Linked DNA regions of Mus musculus: region 2 is linked to region 1. Evidence: chromatin loops called from intact Hi-C (ENCODE). Cell type or tissue: left cerebral cortex. All regions are shown on one strand.

Evidence for each region. A loop is a pair of places that touch in the nucleus more often than their neighbours do. Peaks named below come from ENCODE experiments on the same cell type or tissue, not always from the same donor. Only the 100,000 strongest peaks of a DNase experiment are listed, where the experiment ranks them.
Region 2: it touches region 1 in a loop (4-fold over the local background); 4 of 42 quality-filtered maps call a loop at or near these places.

Annotation. Positions count from the first base shown.
Region 1 is chr13:100,843,902-100,851,901 of GRCm38, reverse strand. No RefSeq gene overlaps it. Among named protein-coding and RNA genes, the nearest start is that of Slc30a5, 14 kb to the right of the region's middle. In left cerebral cortex, CTCF peaks have their summits at 4,576 (motif pointing left) and 7,758 (motif pointing left); DNase peaks (open chromatin) are centred at 4,507 and 7,751; H3K4me3 peaks cover 693 bases.
Region 2 is chr13:101,715,923-101,723,922 of GRCm38, reverse strand. The region is part of intron 2 of Pik3r1 (phosphoinositide-3-kinase regulatory subunit 1); the gene reads left to right. Among named protein-coding and RNA genes, the nearest start is that of Pik3r1, 48 kb to the left of the region's middle. In left cerebral cortex, a CTCF peak has its summit at 4,201 (motif pointing right); a DNase peak (open chromatin) is centred at 4,223; H3K4me3 peaks cover 327 bases; H3K27ac peaks cover 337 bases.

The DNA.
Region 1 (8,000 bases):
GGAGAAGCTTCTCAAGGTGATATAAACCAACTCAAGGGGAGCTTTAGAGATGGCTCAGTGGTTAAGAGCACTAACTGATCTTCCAGAATTCCTCAGTTTAATTTCAGATTCGGGGAATATAATGCCCACTTCTGTCCTCTGTTAGCACTACACAAATATGGTACAAAGAAATATATGTAGGCAAACTCCCACATACACTAAATAAATCTTTTTTTGACTCAACTCAAAAGCTGGGTATGGGGCTGGCGAGATGGCTCAGTGGTTAAGAGCCCTGACTGACTGCTCTTCCGAAGGTCCTGAGTTCAAATCCCAGCAACCACATGGTGGCTCACAACCACCCGTAATGAGGTCTGCCGCCCTCTTCTGGTGTGTCTGAAGTCAGCTACAGTGTAGTTACATATAATAAATAAATAAATCTTTAAAAAAAAAAAAAAAAGCTGGGTATGGTGGCTCAGGCCTTTATAACCTCAGTACTCGGGAGGCAGAAGCAAGTGGGTCTCTATGAGTTTGAGTTCCAAGCTAGACAAGGCTAGATAGACCCTGTCTCAAAGAATAAAATAAAAACACAACTCAAGAACATATGAAAGGCTTTGTTTCTAAGGTTAAAAAAAAAGAAAAAGAAAAAGCAACAGCTTGAGCTTCAAATAAAAACTACAGCAAGATTTAAAAGAAACAAGTGAATCAAGACACATTACAGAATTAGCTTTCCAGAGCAACTAGAGAAGGAATCTTAAGTCTCCCAAAAGTCTACTCAAAGAAGCCTGTGAAACTTGGGGCCATTGATGGGTCCATATTCTGATGTATCTAGCAAAAGAAAAGTTTAAGTCCTGATGCATAACCAACAACTTACATGCCATAGACTCCTGGTCTATGCCATCATACCATATGAAGTGTATCTTTGACAGATCTGAATTGTCACAACAAAGGACCACCAACCATAGTACTTAAACAAGAGTTGGTTTCTCACAGCAGTTGAGGCCTTTTGCGGAAAAGCTCTCTTCAGTGCATGCAGACAGCTGCCTTCCTCCTGGATCTTCACATGGTAGGAAAAGATCAGGCTCTCTGTCATCTTTTTATAATCTCACTGTGACCTCATCTAAACCTATTTAGATGCCCTAATCTCCAAATACCACCATCACATGGGAGCTCTGCCTTTAATATATGAACTTCCAGAGATATGATTCAGTCCACAGCAGTTTCATTGTATTTCACATTGTTGACCTGCCTTGGTAAACAAAGAATATGGAAGCCTTGATATAAATACATTTTCTTTGGTTACTTCTCAAAAACCAAGCCAAACCACTAGGCAAGAAATCCAACCAGTTTCTCTATGAAGCTAAAGTTAGTTCAGCTTCTGTTATTTCAGTTTACAGAAACTTTTCTGGTTCACACCCAACACAAACACACACACACAGAGAGAGAGATTTAACTTATATACTGTACATTAAGCTAAATCATAGTACAAGTGAGCTACACAGTGTGCGTATCAAGACAACTCCAAGTTACTCAAGTAGAGCTTCTGATAAAATTGAAACCTGGTCAGTAGCAATTCGTCAGGGGTTAACAAAGGAACCCAGGTAGCCACGCTTACTTGTGGACTCTGTCCATTGACTCCACGATTGTGGATAACTCGGGAATTCTCCTTGTTCAGCTCATCTGCTATCAACCAGCATCTCACTGTATCTTGACCCCACAACTAACCCAACTCTTAACTCCAACAGCCTCTTTCCATCTATATCCTGGCCCCCATCTGGCCACTCCTGGTCTGGCCACTACCATCCACCTACCTTACACTTACCAACTGCCAAGATCAACACTCGAGACTCAGCTAGTAGTCTGTAGACCACCTCATAGGCCACTGGACCAACGTTTCTCAAACTTGAGCATGGGGTGGCCTGGAAGGCTTAGGAAAGCATGAGCTGCCCCCAAAGTTATGATCCAGTGCATCTCCAGTAACAGCTCGAGAGTATGCATTTCTAACAAAGTTCCAATGAACTGGGCCATTCCATGGGTAGAAATTAAGATTTATTGGGGGAATTCAAGCTGCCAGGGCTGTCTCTCTGGGGTGTGTATGGCCACAAAGAGAGAACACCAAAATGAGGAGAACCTCGCCAGTCTTAAGGCACCAGGCTGCGGCTGGATAAAGCCTGTGAACAAGAACATTCTGGGAGGAAGAGTGTAGTAGGTGGCTTGTGGCACCTGAGACCTAGCATGGGGACTTCGATCTGTTGCAAGCTTGCTTAATTGAGAACCATACCCCAATTGCTGGAGGTGGTTAGCTATAGGGGTGGTTAAAAAAAATGAATGGCTTTTCTAACAAGCAGAAACCCACTTCCCCCTCCCCCCCCCCCCCCCGCCCAGGTTTCTGGGAAATGACAAGTTGGCGCTTTTGTTTATCCACTGGAGACCTTTTTGTTTACCTGGTCAGAATCCATCCTGACCTGTGCCCAGGCTGTCATTTAGGACAATGTCAGCAACATTGCCATCAGGGGAACCTGCTTTAGGCTTTGTGGTTTGAAAGGGAGTGGCCTCCATAGACTCCATGTTGGTGAATGCCCAGCCCAGGGGGAGTGACACTATTAAGAAGTATGCCCTTGTTGGAATAGGAGTGGCCTTGTTGGAGTAGGAGTGGCCTTGATAGAGGAAGTGTGTCACTGTGGAGGCGGGCTCTGAGGTCTTCTATGTTCAAGCTATTCCCAGTGTGGCACAGTCTCCTGCTACTTACCAATCCAGACGTAGAACTCTCAGCTTCTTCTCCAGCACCCTGTCTGCCTGCATGTCTCCATGCTTCCCACTCTGATGATAATGGACTAAACCTTTGAAACTATAAGCCAGCCTCAATTTAAAAAAAAAAAAATTAATAAGAGTTGATGTGGTCAGGGTGTCTCTTCACAGCAATAAAAACCTTAACAAAGACAAACTTAACAATGTTGATGTTTCTGATCTTGAAATGACCTTAGATAAAGCATCGGCCATAGGCATCATACTCATCTAGAATATGACGATCTATGAATCAGGAACTTCCCAGTGCCACTTCCCTCAACAAAAGGCTCTGGACATGAATTTCCTGTGACCTATGGACAAGCAAGCTGAACTCTGACAGGGTTTCTGTTCTGTCTCTCTCTGAGATTCCTCAAGAACTTGTGGAGCCCCCCTCCCCCACTCAGGGGTCTATTCATTTCACCTAGTGCATGCTAAGGGCATGCTTTATGGAGGCAAGCACTCGATATGCAACTCATAGTGACTGAGGACTCCAGTAAGTAATTTTAAATACTTATAAATCCAAGACAAATATTCTGGTGCCCTTTTTAAATACAAAGATTCATCAAAAGAACACTACTGACATTCTCAAAGTCTCCACTCAGATCATATTGTGATGGAAATACAAGTATGAAAGGACGAAACAAGGGAACACATTCAAAGAATTACTTAAATTGGAAATAGCGTCACATACCCAGAATCCCAACAAGCAGGAGGATCAAGAGTTCAAGGCCAGCCTCAGCTACATGTGTGAGTTAAAGTCCATTTTGCAGTATATAATGAGGCCCAATTTCAAACAATTATCCAGCTTGATATCAAAGTGTTATTGAGCCAGGTGTGGAGCAAAGGCAGATGGATCTCTGTGAGCTCAAGACCAGCCTAGCCTACATAGAGGTCCAGATTAGCCAGTGAAACTCTGTTTAAAATTAATTAAATAATTTTTTTCAAGAATGAATTAGGGGGGGCGTGGTGGCGCACGCCTTTAATCCCAGCACTCAGGAGGCAGAGGCAGGCGGATCTCTGAGTTCGAGGCCAGCCTGGTCTTCAAAGTGAGTTCCAGGACAGTCAAGGCTACACAGAGAAACCCTGTCTCGAAAAATCAAAAAAAAAAAAAAAAAAAAAAAAAAAAAAGAATGAATTAGAAACTCCTCAGTAATCCAAATGATGAAAAAAAAAAAAAAATCAAAATGTATTACAGTGAAAGTAAGTTAGCCTCTGGGTGATCAAAACCCAAAATCCAGCTGCATTCAACAGAAAAATAAATAAATAAATAACCTTTTTTTTTTTTTTTTTGAGACAAGGTCTCATGTAACCCAGAGGGCCTGCAACTTGCCACTTTAAATTTAATTTCTGATCTTCCTGCCTCCAACTCCCAGGAGTTGAGGGTTACAGGCACGGACCACCATGCCTTTTTTTTTTTTTTTTTTTTTTACTGGCTCCTTGGAACTGAAAGCAAGGGTTAGGATGGGAGGAAAAGAAGCGTTCTACTCACTGAGCCACATCCTAGCCCATTCCCAGGGGTGAGCTTTTCTGAGAGGGAAAAGAAGTTCAGGAGACCTGCAAGAGGCAGAAAATCGGCCAAAGACACGCTAGACTTTCAGTAAAACTCATCCAAAGTCAGCCTCTAAAGTGGGAGTTCTCAAGTACGCGTGAGCTGTTTTCCCTGGGCAGATGGGAAGATGCAGCTGAAGGCCAGCTTCGCTCCCCAGTCCCGGGAGGCTGCAGTGCCCGCCCGCCCACTCCGCGGAGCTTCCACTGTGTTTGTACTGTCTGGATTCATTGTATTGTTGTATTACATCGTCCTCTAGTGGCTTCACATTTTTTTCTTCTCTCCCTTCTCTTCAGGCTGATTTCTTCATTACATCACACAACACTTGATACCTAACAAATGAACTCAGATGAATGACGAGACTGAAGATGGTGAGCCCATTGTCGTTAGGACAGTGCTCGAACAGCTTAGGCTCACCAACTTCAGCCACTGAGCTTTTCTTTAAAATAGAGATTACAATATAATTTGCCACTGCCTCTGCTGGAGAGCGAATGGGATTTGGTTTGGCGGCTGCGACAGTCTCCTGCAGCCCAGGCTATTTACTCTGTATCAGAGAGTGATCTTGAGCTCCGGACCCTCCAGCCTCTACTTTCACACGTTAGGAATTATAGTTGTAAACCACCACACCCGTTTGTACTGATATTTGTTTACCCCGCCACCAAAGCTTTTATGTTGAAACCCCAGTCATCACAGGTGATAGCATTTGGAAGTGGGGCCTTTGAGCACTAATAAGGTTTGTGTTCAGTTGTGAGAACAAGACCACCCACACTCAAGTTGGGATCCTTGCGTCTGTGGATCTCAACCTTCCTGGGGCTGTGAGTTCAAGACCCTCAATATAGCTCCTCATGTTCTGGTGATCCCCCAACCACAAAACGATTTTCATTGCTACTTCATAACTATAATTTTGCTAATGTTATAAGGCATAATAAATATCTGTGTTGGTTGCTTCAGCAGCCACGCTGCCTGTGGTGCACTGGTAAACAGCCTGGGCTGACTAAAGCACGCTTCTCTGTAAGTAACCTCCAGTCAGCTCTGTACATTAGGGGCCACGGCTGCGAGCACAGAACTCCAAGACTGATGACTGTAAGTTTCCTAGTGATGACAAGTACAGCCACTTAGTGTGCTTACAGCTGATCTCTGTCCCCGAATGCTGTGCCCACAGGGATGCGGGAGGAGACCCTGGCATCTCAGTCATGACTCATCTCCTGAACAAGACAATGATGCAACTTATGGCTCATTAATCAGTTTTTCTCTCGGCTTGGTATATTGTGGAGATTTGTAGATTTGAGTTTGGGGGAGGGGGGGGAGACGGGTTTTTTTAGTGTTTTGTTTCAGTTTGGGGGCTTGGGTTTCTTTTGTTTTACATTTTTATTAAACAAGTGTTTTGGGTTTGTTATTTGGTTTTTTTGTTTTGTTTTGTTTTTTTGTTTATTTCTGTGTGTATAAGACTTACTGATTATCAGTTCGGGGTGGTATAGAGGATACAAATGGAACATGCCTATGATCTCTACCTTACTCGAGGTATCATTTGCTGTGGTGAAACATCATGATCAAAGCATCTTGGGGAGGAAGAATTAGATGTGGCTTACTCTAGCACATCACTGAAATCAGGAAAGGAACTCAAACAGGGCAGGAACCTGGATTGCCGCAGAGGCCATGGAGAGGTGCTGCTTACTGGCTTGCTCCCCACAGCCTGCTCAGCCTGCTTTCTTATAGAACCCAGGACCATCTGCACAGGGTGTCCCCACTCACAATAGGCTAGACCCTCCCACATCAATCACTAATTAAGAAAATGCCCTACAGGCTTGCCTACACCCCAATCTTGTGGAAGCATTTTCTCATTTGGGTTCTCTTCTCTCAGACAGCTCTAGCCTTTGTCAACTTTAGTCAGCACACTCTCAAAGTATTTATAGTATGAAGGCAAACCAGAGCACACACATGTCCTATACCATTAGCATCATGGAGTGCTGCAAAGAGGAAGAGTAAAAGATCTTTAGGTATTCAAGAGAAAGGATTCGCTTCTGAAATCACTCTCCTTGGATGCTTGGCGTCCATCTTTTGTTCCTGCATGGAAATTATGCAATGGCCAATAGGCCTCAGGAAAGCAACAGTGACTAGAAATGATGTCATCACTCTATGTATGCTACAACCATGGCTGACGACACAAACCTTACTTTTTAGTTTCAGGGAACTGGATTTTAAAGTAGAAGAAACCCTCACTTGTTACTGACTGGCTTTAAAAAGCTTATTAAGTACCATTTGGAAAGAAAATCAGCTAAGAGCTCGATGTGATGGTAGTAAGCCCAGCACTCCGAAGGCTACAGCAGGAGAATCACGAGTTTCAGTCCAGCTTGAGCTACACAGTGAGACCTGGTCTCACAAACTAAGTACAAGCACATATGCATGTGCACAGACACAGAGACAGGCAGGCAGACAGGCAGACAGACAGACAGACAGACAGACAGACAGAGACAGGGACCCAGGGACCCAGGGATATAGAGAAAGAGACAGTGAGAGACAACGAGACAGGAAAAGAGAGAGACAGAAAAAGAGAGAGATAGGGAGGCAGAGAGAGATGTAGAGAGAGACATACACAGAGAGACAGAGAATGGGGCGGAGAGACAGAGAGACAGGGAGATAGAGGCACAGAGAAAGAAAGAGACAGAGAAACACAGAGAGAAAGAGACAGAGGCAGATAAAGAGACAGTGGAAGCGACGAGAGTTTTCTGGGATAGCAAACTTGGAAAGCCACAACTGTGGTTTCTCTTGGGGCAATCATAGCAGTACACAAATCAAGATGGCTCCAGGCCTTTCCAGCTGAATGTATGCCTCTGGAATACCCAAGACACTTTTCAAAAGAAGACATTGAAATGTCAGGAACATGGGGGGGGGGGGGGGCTTTTGAGATAGCATTGGAAATGTAATTGAGGAAAATACGTAATAAAAAAATATTTAAAAAAAAGAAATGTCAGGAACATAAAAAATACTCACAGGTTGTTTTTTGTTTGTTTGTTTGGGCTTTTTTTTTTAAGTCATTGAAGAAAATGTAGTTTAAAGGGGATACTATTATGTGTACATCTGTCAAAAAGTCACTCAATTGAAAAGATTTGACAACATCAAAGGTTAACACAGAGACGCAACAATCAGAACTCTCATACATTGTCGATAGGCCTATAAAATTATTGGGCATCTTATAAAGGTAAAAGTGCTTACAATAATGATTTTCTGTGATCTGACAATTCCACTCCTAGATATTTACCATCAAGGAAGGAAATACTTGTCAACACAAAAATTCGTATAATAGCTTCATCTATTATATCCCAGAATGGAAACAACCCAGGTATCTATGAAGAAGATAACAAATATAATTTCATTTGTCCAGTTCACCCCAGAGCAGGAGGCTCATCACTGCCTGTTTAACTCCAGCTCCAGGGCATCTGGCACCCTCTTCTGGCCTCATCATGCACTGGCACCCTTATGTCATAGTCACACACAAAACATATCTTGGGGACGAGGGTTAGTGTGGTGGTACATGCAATTTAATCCTAGCACTTGAGAGGCAGACAGGCAATTTTAAGGCCAGCCTGGTCTACATAGTGAGTTCTAGACCAGACAGGGCTACACAGAGAGACCCTATCTCAAATTTAGTTAAACAAAATTTTTATTTTTTTTTTCTTTTTCCCCGCCCCAA
Region 2 (8,000 bases), 870 kb before region 1:
TTCCTTTGTCAGATAATTTTTCCAGAGTACATTAACATTTCCAACCAATCATTTATTGTATAGCTTAAAAAAAACCAAACTAGAACTGTCATTTCTGAGGGAGACTCCGTATCTAATATCTGGTCCCTGCTCTGTGTTAACTGCTTGTTCACGCATGCATTGTGTGCAGCATCTGTTACCCAGGAAGTGACATTTCCGAGGGAGATTCCCCTGTGGAAAACATAACTTTCCCATTCTCTTGCTGCTTTTCCAGAATAATTTTTTTTCCTTTTTTAATTTGGTGGGTTTTGGTAATTTGTAATACGTGGTCTAAGATGGAAACTGTCTGCAACTCTAGTCTCTGTTACCCGCTCCCCACCACCAACACCTTGCAATGAAAAAGAACAAAAGCTACTCACGTGTTTAAAGAAAACTCTCTTCTGGGCCCAAACGATTAAAGGCTATTTGCATTATGAAACTCGTTGTGCTTTTTATAAGTGTTAGGTGCTGGGTTGAAGGTCCACAGGCCACTTCTAAGTTGGGTTTTAGGAGTCACTTCATGCAGGAAGACAGCTTTGCAGCTTAAGGAATGGCTGCATGGCTCAGCCATTCTCTGTCATCATTCTTATCCGAAGTGTGCAGCTCAGACTTAAGACTGTAACCACCACCCTTGAAAAATAGTTCCATGTCTTCATAAGAATGAGGTCATTAACCCGAATGCTCTATAAAGACTGAATTGGTGACAACTGTACTACTAAAATGTATACCATTGGACCATCTTATCAAGAAGAAACTCAGTTCTATAAGGAGCCTGCTTCTGTCTCTAATATTGGTAGATATTTCTACCTCGACCCCTTTTATATTATAACTTCTGTCCATTTGTCTTTCAGCCAATATGGGACATGTTAATAACCCCTAATTTAATAAATGAAATTATTCCTGCTCATATTGTCCAGATGTGAACCTAAGCAGACCGTGTGGGCTTTCTGACTTAATGGCTAAGCGATGCCAGTCTTTCCCTGGTAATTGAACCTTCTGTCATCTGCAGTTAGCAGATGATGGTCTCGAAGCAGGAGGCACACAGTCAAACTTCCTGTTCGTTTAAAGGGAAGCCAGGGACAGATGGAGAAGCGTCAGATGCAAGAACCTTACTAATCACACCGTTTCAGTAGAGCCCTGCTCATGTCCTGCTCTCACGCTGGACACTATGACAAACTCCGAGATAGCTGGAAACCCAACAGGTTTTTGGCTTGTGTCAAATGCTGTGGGTGTTCCCAGCTCCACTCAGCTCAGCCCAAATGCCTTTCCAGGAGGGCAGAGCCATCTTGAATAACCCCAGTAAAAGTGTGCCTGCTTACTCGATCCTCTTGGAACACTATGGTATAGTTCATTTGTTTGTCTTAATAGTTTTTATTTTGAAATGAATACATCCCCCAGATGACCAAAGCCACACAGAAGAAGATCGGAAGACTGTTTGAAAGAGCACTGCTGTCTACCCAGTTCTGAGTCTACCAGTCTTGTGTCACAGCCTGCTGGCAGGTCCTTGCTCTGTGCTGACATTGTTCCAAGTGTGACTAGGGCGGGCAAGAATGACCGTAAAAGTTTTGGTTAATTCATTTTCTGTTTTACATTTATAAGAGTAAGTGCAGGATGCATGTCAGGAAACTTGATTCCACGCCTCCTTCTGTTCAGAGCCCCTGTTGCAGGGCCCTGTGACTTGTTTCTGTCCCAGTCTGAAGTCCACATGGTGGCTGTGTCATGTATTCTGCGTGATTTCATCTAAGATCTGGCATTTTCCCCTTCCAAAGTGAATGGTCAGTTGGGAAAGGAGAGAACTGTGCCCAAGCTGCTCTCACAAGCACTCTTGTGGTTTTTAAGAGTGAGGAGGGATGTGTGTCGAGTCGCTATGATGGGGCTTGCTTCCATTGGACAGCCAGCAATCAGATATGCTATGCATTTAATGGTGGACTCTCTTAGGAAAGAAGACTATGTTCTGTAAAGGCCAGACCAGGCAAGGAGCAGTTCTCACTTCCTGAGTCCGTTCTCTGGCCACAGAACCACTAATAATGTTGCCATCTGGCTCTGGACAGTCCATTGATGAAGTACTTACTTAGTACATGGGGAGTCCCTTGAATTGAATGCTGGTTCTGGCTGGTTTGGTTGTGTGAGACTGAACAAATTCTTTATCTGGGTCTCCGGTCTGCCCACCTCCTCATAAAGATGGGATGATGGCAGAGCCCTCCTCACGGTGTTGTGGACAATTGTATTTGGAAATTTCAGTACACCCACTCAAGTCCAGAATGTAGCACATATTAAATCATCATCATGTTGGCCACGACGATGACGACGATGACGACGACAGTCTTTGTACCCACAGTTCAGATGCTCTGGCCTTAGTGCATTGTCTCTGATCTTGTGTGGAACGGGATTATTTTCCCATAACCACATTTTAAAAAACATAGTTTTCTGAAGAATGAAATGACTGAATGGTAACACACACACACACATACACACACACACACACACACACACACACCCCAGAATAACCTGTGGTGGGAGCAGAGTGGGCTCCTCAGACTAAGCCACCTGTCCCTGTCCTGTCATTGACTGACTGTAGTAGTTCACAGGCAGATTTGTTCCCCCACCCTTTTCTCAGAGTCCTATAGTGCTGTGCATGCATTGCTCAGAATTCCAAAACCATCAAAGGAGGTTACTTTGACAGATGACTCAGAAGTAGGGAAGAGTGAGGACTGGAAAGAGAAGCCCTCCTAGAGCCTTAACCTCTTTGCGGGGGGGGGGGGGGGGGGGGAGGGGGGGAGGGTAAGCACTCACACCAGCCTCCCAGTCTATCCCAAAGGAGACAAGGAGGCTGCTGTGTCGGCTCCCGGAAGTGGCCTCAATGTGTAGCGGCCTGAATGTGTACCATAGTTTCCACTATCCCCTTTCCTCCCTCACTAACTGGCTTCATGCTATTCGCAGTTCCACGGTCTTCCTTCCCCACCAGATCTGAACACACAGAGGCTCCTGCAGCCATGATCTCTGATTTGTAGCTGCCCCAGGCTTTGAGATTCACGTTAAGGCCACATGGCCCGTTGTCTTCTGCGAGGTCCATGTTCAGAGGTCACCGGAGCTCTTCAGTCTTTTTTATTCTAGCAGAGTGAAAATGAATACTTAATTTGCAAAGCCTGCTTTAAGCCCCACACCTTAGGTTCAGAAGGATAGGTCATTGTAACCAGACGATGTGTCAGTGACTCCTACCACCCTCTCACTTTCTAATGTTTTGCACACACATTTGAAGGAACCTGTGCTTGCTGATGCCAGCCATCCCTAACACGTGATTGACAGGGTTTCGGTAGCATGGCAGCAGAGAACACTTTTTGGATATTTTCTTTAGTTACATTTCAAATGTTTTCCCCTTTCCAGGTCTCCCCTTTGGAAACCCCCCTATCCCATTCCCCCTTCTCCTGTCTCTATGAGGGTGCGCCCCCCCCAACTCTCGACCTCCCGCCCTGGCTTCCCTTACACTGGGGCATTGAACACCCTCAGGCCCAAGGGCTGCTCCTCCCACTGATGTCCAACAAGGCCATCCTCTGCCACATATGCAGCCAGAGCTATGGGTCCCTCCATGTGTATTCTTTGGTAGTTGGTCCAGTCACCAGGAGCTCCGGGGTGACTGGCCTGTTGACACTGTTGCTCCCTATACGGGGCGGCAAACCCCCTCAGCTCCTTCAGTCCCTTCTCCAACTCCTCCATCAGGGAGGGGACCCCCCACGCTCAGTCCAATCAACCATTGGCTGCTAAATCCACCTGAAAGGTGTAAATTTAATACTTTCCTATTTAGCTATGTTTCCAACTCCCCCCTAGAGTTTAAGAACTAGAAGCAGTTTAATATGGCTGGTCTTATTAATCCTATTAATCTTTGACAATTTCTCTCAGCTGCACCGCGAGGATCCCGAGATACTGGATATTTAGTTCAAAGTTCCCTGACTCTCACTGCCCATAGAGAAACCAGGAACAGCTCAAGCATGTTCCTCCTCTTTTGGATCCCCCTCCCCCCCTTTTCTTTTCTAGATATAGTGACAGTTGTGCCTAGAAGAGGATCTAGTCATACAAAACATAAAACTCACAGAGAGGCCACGGCTGGCTTTTAACCCCTCTCTGGTTTTCCTAAGTGGCTTCAATGAGCATGTCTTTACAAGGCTGTTGCAAAAGCGACCAGCAGGCGGAGCCCTAACGCAGTCTTACAATGATTTCTTTTCACTTCTCCCCTTGAACGAAGTTGCCCAAGCGCTATTGGAGCCAATTGAAAACATCTGTTGTTTTATTTATAGCTACAATTTCTAAGAAGCATATTCTATAGCGGTTGAAAAAGGAGTTGACAGCTCATAATTCATAAAGTTACTGGGGCTAATCTGATAGAACAAAATGTACAAAACTCCTTCCCATGGTGCAGGCGCTATCACTTCCTGTTCAACCCTACAAAGAAGTAGTGGCTAAGCGGGGCGGAAGGGGAACACAGAAAGGGTCCTCTGTGAGATGCTAATGGCAGAAGAGAGCACCCCACAGCGAGGGCAGTGCCTTCCCCTCTGCCAGGCTGAGTCACTGGTTCTTTTTCATTAACAACATCCCAGGTATTTCCATTTATAGAAAATCAGCATTTTCCCACCAATCCCACTTTGCAGCCAGGAAGTTTCAGCTGCGTCCTGTCTGCAGGAGTAGGAGCTAAGGTGTTGATTAAAAAGCCTGACTGGTTGCCACCCAGATGGGCGGCAGGCTTATTTTACAACTTTTCATTCAGCAGGTTGCTCCTTTATATTGAGTTGCCTACTTCACGCTCCCCCCCCCGCCCCCCAGACCTTTAAGCAATTATTACGACACAAGCACTCCTCAAATGTCATCTCCCTGTTTGTTAGCTTATTCTGAGAATCTTTGGCGGAACAAGGTCAGATGCAATCAATATATACTTAATATTTTGCGACAGTTCTATCTACAGTGCTTCCTGGTATTGCAGTTAAGGGAAAAAAAAAGTTAGCCTGACATAAATGAGTTGCCATAGCTTAGTACTAGTTCCAACTGGCGGTGCTTGTAAGAGACTGTACTGAGACAGTCCATCTTGCTTCAGTGGGCCCATTTAACGTTCTTAAAGCCAAGGTCACTTCTTTAGTGAAGAGGTGGGTAAGTTTGTGTTCATTTATTTGATGAATGTGGTGTCTTTTGATAGAGGAAAATGTGTTCGCCCACCAGAATTAATTGCCCGCGCGGAACAGTAGTAGTAAAGACATATTGCTTGACTTCTTTCAAACCATGACCCTTCACACCATTAAGGCTGTGTTTACCTTTATCTCAAGATCATTTGCCTTTATTCTGTGGAATAAAGCTTTCTGCCTGTGTCTTTTTTTTTTTTAATTAAGGGGTTTTGTTAATGAATAACTCTGACTGTTACAACCTCAGTTTCTCATGTATTTCTCGAATTTTATTGTGAATTTTCCATTCAGTATTTTTGAGTCATTCATCTTTCTTGCCCATCCCATATGCAATCCATCTTTCTCTTCTTCTTCTTCTTCCTCTGATATTCTAGTCTCCATATATTTTGTTGTGGTTATTTATTTTTACACGTATGGGTGTTTTGTGTGGGTGCCGTGTGCATGTCCTGCCTTCAGAAGCCACAAGTCGTCACTGGATCTCCTGGGACTGGAGTTAGCCATTGTGAACTGCTGTGCGGGCACTGACAATCGATCCTGAGTCCTTTGGAAGGGCAGCTAATGCTCATACCCACCAGTGCCCAGGTCTTTACTGGACCTTTCTTCCACCTGATGACTCACAGTGAGCCCTTCATAGTTTGCCAAATATGATAAGTTGGCCAGTTATTTTTAGCTGAATAAACCCAGTGACATTCCTGAGGAAGAATGTGCTTAGTTTAGCCTTATGAGAAAAATATTTAATAAATGCTGTCCCAAAAATATTTAGCCTGGCAGGGGCTCAGGCCTGATAAAGGAGAAGTGATGGTAAGATGCTGACCCACCAATCCCAGCCCGACTTGAACAAACATGCTTCTTGTCACCAAGGCCCGTACGTGTTGCCAGGATCGTTTATATCCATCTTATTCAAAGCTTTTTGCAGCCTCTGTTCTTGGCTGGGTAACCTCCAGCGCGCACCAAGTGGGCCTCCCAAGAAAGCAAACTGGATCCATTCAGATTAGTTTGCCACTTAACTGCTGTACTAACTTTGGGCAAATCACGTCGTTATTTTAAATCTTCCTTTTCCTCATCTGTAAAATGGGGATAATTATACGGCCTCCCAAGCTCTTAGGGGTTTGAGAGTGAAAGACAAGGGGCTTCTCACCTCTAGTCATGGTAACTGGGCTCCACTGCATCTCCAATGCCCCATTTCCACAGTCTCTCCAAACCACACATCCAAACCAAGGAGTCTTGCCCTTAGCCAGAACTTCGGGACCTCAGTCAAGTTGTGACTCTCGAGATGCACCAAACAACAAGGGTCTCTGCCCCCAATATCTGTTGATATGACATTAGGTAGGATATCCAACTTAATCACTGAGACAGGGAGACCTTCTACTTAGTTCCATCTGCTGCGTAACACAAGGTGTTTTGCGGAGTTTCACTGTAAAACCAGCCTTTGAAACCAAGCACAGCTAGGGAACAGCTATCAGTATTCTGGCTCCTGGCGTCCTTTTCTCTTTATAGCTGGAGGAACACTCATCCTCAATTCTTGCTCCTTGAAAGTTGTGGTCTGAGATCTCGAAGCATGGGTATCAATCACTTGCTCAGCTGGAATTATTGATAAGTACCTGAAACCTTATACAGCAACCCTCTTTCTTCATCACTGTCAGAAACATTCTTACCCATAGAGGTGTTTTCTAAATACTTAAAAGAGTTTGCTACTGACTTTCTAGACAAAGGAAGTTTTTTGTTTTGTTTTGTTTTGCTTTGTTTTCACTTTAGGTGTGGATCTTGATACATGAGCTCAGGTTACCATAAAACCTTAGTAAACTCTGGTAATTTGGTAAAGACCTGGTAAGGAAGCCTTATGCCTCCTTCCACAGATCCTCCTCTGGAAAGTGTGAGACCACTGCTCTCATTATGAAGGACCCCCCCCCCCCCATACACACACACACACACACACACACACACACACACACAAACCTCATTTAAACTCAATAATCTTCCAGAGGCTGTCTCTTGAGTATCCTCACTTTAGGGGCAGAGGGTGGTACCTCAAAGGACTTCAACATATGATTTATGGGAAACACAATATAGTCCAAGGCAACTGAATCACATCCCTTACCTTGAAATGTACCATAAAAATAATTACAGATAACATTTATGACAAAATATTAATTGTTGGGTCTAGGTGGAGTATAGCCAGGCATTCAAGTTTTCAGTATATTTTTAAATGTCAGAGAAAAGTAATGGCTGACTAGGATGGGGTCTGGTGATTCTCTGTTGCCTCTGATGTCCATCCAGCCTTTCTTAAAACTCTCAGCATTGTTCATCTGAACCAGTTTACTGCTTTGGCAGCTCCTCCTCCTCAAATTCTGTCCTCCGTTGGCCAGCATTTGCTTCTGCCTGATCAGTGGGTTTGCCAGCTGAGATCAGACATCTTCCTGGCCTCTGGGGTCACCATGTTAACTTTCCAGTCCCTTCCATCTCCTCTAATTGCATCTGGGGCTTCTCAAACTCCTCCTATGATCTGGCTTCATTGGAGCATTTGTAACACGTTTTTATACATTTGATGGTGAGGTTTAGTATCAAATGTATATAGGAGAGATGTGAGCATTGCGTCCAGCCCTCGCTCACCTTGTTCTGCAAGGTGTTCCTACTTCCATCTGCTATGAACAGGGGTGCCCACTGCTCCACTGTGTGTACCCCTGATTACCTGTATATCAAAACAGTGTGAGAATGGAAGAGAATACATCTGCTGTCTAACTTGGGGGCAGGAGATACATAAGCGGATGCTGCTGTTGAGGTGGCTTTTCTTGAACCCACCAGTACTTGGCCATTGCC